Regions from separate parts of the Homo sapiens genome. Here region 2 is linked to region 1. The links are chromatin loops, found by intact Hi-C in ENCODE. Cell type or tissue: Calu3. All regions are shown on one strand.

Region 1 (2,500 bases):
TGCATAGTTCTGTACAGGTTCAGAAAAATATGAGTACACATGGCCTATATGTGTTTTCATTTTTGAAAAACGATCAAAGCCACTCATTTATTGAAAGGAATACAATACACAAAAAGAGATAACAAGGCTTAGTGAAAATAAACTGCATAAACTGGAGGAAGAGTACTGGAATAACAAAATAAAACCCATCAGTCGTTCATTTTTCATCACTGTCTTTCGTTTGCATTTACATTTCCTGAAATGCCATGGCATCGTATCAGTCTGCAGATGAAATGTGAATCTCGAAAGAAGAGTTACTTTATACAAAGGTGGAATCGGTTGAAGGTTGCATGTTTTGTTTTTACTGCATCCTTTAAAAGGATCATTAAAATGTTTCTGCTCAATGCAGATAGCAATAATTATCATTACAGGAAAGGCTTCAGATATTACATTTCACTTTTAAGAAAATGGGTTTTAGAATAAATATTAAATATATTTAAAATATATACAGTTTGACATTATTTTTCAAAATAAAAATATCTTATATTTTCAAAAACTGTAAGTTGAGATTTTGTTGCTTTGTTTTTAAGATTTGAGAACTAACTTCTTTCAGTATTATAATTCCTGGTGACATCACATTTACCCCAACAGTATTCAAATTATATATGTATTTTTGAAAATGAAGTTATTCAAATAAATTATTTTCAAATGTATCAACTTAAAACTATACTACTATTCTAGTGAGACTAACTTAAGTTGGAGACTAACTTTATAATTAATAAAGACATTTCAGTATGAAATGTGTAGTAATATACTGTGACTGCACATTTCTTTTTTTTTTTTTTTTTTTTTTTTTTGAGACGGAGTCTTGCTCTGTCACCCAGGCTGGAGTGTAGTGGCACGATCTTGGCTCACTGCAAGCTCTGCCTCCCGGGTTCACGCCATTCTCCTGCCTCAGCCTCCCAAGTAGCTGGGACCACAGGCGCCCGCCACCATGCCCGGCTAATTTTTTGTAGTTTTAGTAGAGACTGACTGCACATTTCTTTGGGTGAATATTACTGGGGAAAATAGTTAGAAAAAAGAAAACGTTTAAAATAGACCAAGTAGTCAAGAAGATAGAGAAATACAGTTTTTGCCCTCCTTTAGCTTTATATAGGAACTACTTATGCTTGTAAACATGAGAAAGACAAAGAATTCTTAGAGACTAAATGTTTCAAATGTAGAACTTTTAGACATTTGTGAGAAAAGCTGGCTTCTTAAAAAAAGTGCTTTTGACAAACAGTGCTTAAACAGAAATGCAGCCGTGTACAGGACTGTTTTTAGTTAAAAAATTTCAATGTGCCAACCAAAAAGCGATGTAATCGGTAACTGGCCACTAGGGGGCTTTCCTATTGGTCCATTCTTAAAAAGGACAGTAACTAATAATAAACAAACTGCAAAGATGTACTCCAATATTTTCTATCATACACATAGAAATAGCTGATTAGGAAGTGACAAGAGTCTGGCTATCCTATCATCTGGTTATTTAGATAGTATAAAAGTATTGATTAATTTTTTGCTTCTTCACTAAACAGAATTTTTTTAAAAAATCAACTGCTGTTATTTTGGGGTTTGTTTTTAGTTCAATAATGGTTGTTTTATCTGCTTCGCATAATCTTCTTTTGTTTTATTGATTTTCCCCAGAGATGAAAATAATGAACTTAATTTAATCCAACCAGTACATTGATTCAGTCTGTTTACTCAGATTAACCTAAACAGATATGCTAGCTTGTCAGAGCCTATGTTCATCATCTCTTTTGACAACTCTCCAAACTGTGGTCGTGTTGAGATCCAGTGGCACCATGGTGTGGTGTTCGATCAGCAAACCTTTGTTGAGCATTTACTATATACTGGATGCTGTGCTTGGTGCTAGGCTACAGGTGGAAACCAACTTAGTGTCATGGTCCTCACAGAGACGGCAAGGAACAAGATGAGAAAGGAAAGGGGTTTTGAGGAGGTTCCATTTGAGCAGAATCCTGAGTGGTACAAGGGAGAAAGCCATGTGAGTGTGATAGTCCAGAAGGTGGGATTTGGGATTTATTATTAGGAGGCCCGGGGTCAGGTCCCGTCTCCTTTACTCACCAGCTGAGTATGAACTTGGGGAGTTCGTGGACACTCTCTGACTTTGCTGTCTCACCAGGAATGTTAACAGTTCTGGCTCCATTCCCTGCAATTGTGCCTGCACCTCCTCCCTCACCAGATTTTGGGAGGATCAAATGAAGTGAGTGATTTGAGATCACAAATGATTTTTATTGAGTGAATTTTCAACTAGAAAACTTTGATAAACAAGATGCCTTCTTGTCCCCAAGTTTTAAAATATTTAATAATCAATAGCATGAAAAATGTTCCAATACATTAAGTTAACATTGTTTTTGAAAAATATCGTTTTTAATATGAATACATATATGCATAAGAGGGTTAGCCAAAGACATAATCCAAGATAGATATTTCTGGTTAAATTATGAATATTTTCATTTTTTCC
Region 2 (2,500 bases), 310 kb after region 1:
CCCAGGAGAGAAATGGTGGTTTGGGTTTTCCCAAGTCAAATATGTTGATAGAGAAGGAATTCACATTCCAAATGCACCATATTCCAAGGCGACAAGTTAAGAGACTCAAACCAAAGACGTAACCAGAGAACAATTTGTGCAGAACAAAAGCACTGGACTTGCTTGAGATGTCCAACTCTGAAGTTGGACAGACAGAACGCAGTCCTGGGTGTCATGTGGAGGTGAAGAACACACACGTGAGGCTGCGAATCCAATGCCTGCAGCTCCAACGAGAAAGCAAAGTAGGATGAGGAGATACAAAGTGTTCCCAAACTGTGATTACTAAAGGAGACATTCGCTCACTGAAAATTAGCTGGGGCACAGGTGATGACTGGAGTGAGCTGAGTCATACATCTCTTCAAGTAGCATGCAAAAAGGGAGACGATTCAGTGAGGTCACAAACAAGCAAACAACAAAAAAAATAAATCAACAGATAAAGTGAAGAAGGAAGAGGAAGGGCAACAATGGAAAGTCCCCTCCAAAGATTCCTAGCAACTGTAAATCCACAGGACATTCATTCATGACAGGGTCCCCTGAGGACTGAGGAGGTCAGAATAATACTAACAATGGCTACCACTTGTAGAATGCTTACTTACTCCCCAGAACAGTGCAAGTACTTCTCTGTTTTTCAATCTATTAATCCATTTAATCCTCAGAACAGCTCTATGAGGTGGGGACAACTGCCATCACACTCATTTTCTTGGGGAAAAATAAAACAAAGAACACAAAATAAAACTGAAGTCTAGAGAGGCATAATCACTCACCCAAGACAAACATCCGGCAAGCAGAGAAGGCGGGATTTGAACCTGGCAGGAGTCTAAAACCTGAGTGGCACTCCTCACAATTGCGCTAAGCCAGGGTGGGCACATTAGGTGCAGGACAGTCCTAAGAACTGACCGGATCCTTGTGACAGTGTTTAAGGAATAAGAAGATAGAAAACTCGACCATGCTATTGAGCTGACACTATGTCAGCTCATTGGCTTGCGGGGAAAAGGGTATGGAGGAGGAAGGAGCTTTTATCAAATGGCAAAGTTATTTTGTCTAAACTTGGGTTTAAGTAGACTTAGAGCAGATGAAGAAGAAAAGAGGCTAAGTTTCTAAAACAGGTATGGCTCTCACATTTTACCAGCAAGGATGAAAATGAGAGATTTATGCTAGTTGAGCTGGTGACAAAGTGCAGAGCGTGTGGAAAGAAGGAAAGCTGCAGCGGAAGCACTGTGATGCTGGCCCCCTGTTCTGGAAGGCATGAGAACCCAGGCTGGGCTTTCAAATGGTTCTCCTCAACATCCCTTTGGAGAGCAGGATGCAGTGAGAGATGGAAACAACGCCAACTCAACAGTGGAACTTAAGAAAGGACCCTAGACGAATCTGGGAGGGTAGGGCAGAGAAACGTGGCCTCAGCACAGACACACTCTTAGAAAAAGGGAAGAGTAGGGACCCAGATGGAAACACCTGGGAAGTTATGATTTAATTAAGGAGAGTCCACCTGGATTCACACAAAGGCAGCCGTGTCTAAGAAATCTGATTTATTGAGGAAGTACCAAGAAGACCTGACAGGGTTAAGTCATGGGTATAAGGAGAGCTTTTGATAGAGCACCATAGGCTGAATCTACGTGGGGAAAAAGCATGGGGTGCAATTGCAGCAAGGCCAGAGCAGAATGAAAGGCTGGGAAGGTACAGGAAATGGGCAGCCGACCAAGCAGGAGAAAAGTGAGCCTGCAGAGCCCTGGGCTGTACTCTGAAAACAAGGGCTGTGCCAATGAGGTCCTGACAGGTGAATTCTTGCTGCCCAGGAACCTGCCTGCTTGGCCTGCAGGCACCCTGACTTTGCACCAGGCAGAGCCTGCTGTTGCCCAGCCAGGTTCCACTGAAGATGTCAGGGGCCATCCACTGTACTGGGAAGAAGGCTGGAGTCATCAGCTGCAGAGGGGACCAGCGTCCGCAGGGGGATGGTTTTAGTAGACTGCACAAGCAGCTGGGGTGGCTGGCCTGTCTGCAACTGGTCCGACTGACCGGCTGAAGAGTTATAAAACTCCACACATGGTACAAAGGCCCCTTGTCTCCACGTCCCTCTGGTAGCCAGGTGTCCCTTCAGTGGGCCTCTTGGCCAACTCCTGGGATCGCCCCCAGGTACAGAAGTGGGTACAATGCAGGTCCTTCTCCACGAGGCCTGAAAACAAATCACTTACCACGTCATCTCGGTCTTCCCACTCCACCTCAGAGAGGTCAACGCTACTATAGTTAGGTTTCCTTCGCTTTTTTCCTTCTTCGTACTAGCAAGGGGAAGAAGAAAAAGAAAAGAAAAACAAAAGTCCGTGAAGTCATCAGCCAGGGCAATCTTTACCTTCCCAAGTCCTGTTTCATGGACAGGGCTTGGGAGTGGACCGATGAGGGTGAGAAGCCCAGCAGGGTGACAGTCCTAGGGACTTTTAATGACAGGAAAGCCAAGGTCAGATGCCTC

What was found. A loop is a pair of places that touch in the nucleus more often than their neighbours do. Peaks named below come from ENCODE experiments on the same cell type or tissue, not always from the same donor. Only the 100,000 strongest peaks of a DNase experiment are listed, where the experiment ranks them.
Region 2: it touches region 1 in a loop (7-fold over the local background); 27 of 110 quality-filtered maps call a loop at or near these places.

The regions. Positions count from the first base shown.
Region 1 is chr3:55,180,000-55,182,499 of GRCh38, reverse strand. The region is part of intron 1 of LINC02017 (long intergenic non-protein coding RNA 2017); the gene reads right to left. All of the region lies in intron 2 of LOC124906243 (a long non-coding RNA gene), which reads left to right. Among named protein-coding and RNA genes, the nearest start is that of LINC02017, 3.1 kb to the right of the region's middle. In Calu3, no CTCF peak of the experiment used is centred here; a DNase peak (open chromatin) is centred at 1,339.
Region 2 is chr3:54,871,351-54,873,850 of GRCh38, reverse strand. CACNA2D3 (calcium voltage-gated channel auxiliary subunit alpha2delta 3) reads right to left here. Exons shown (of 38, transcript NM_018398.3): 18 at 2,229-2,312. Among named protein-coding and RNA genes, the nearest start is that of CACNA2D3-AS1, 29 kb to the left of the region's middle. In Calu3, no CTCF peak of the experiment used is centred here; no DNase peak of the experiment used is centred here.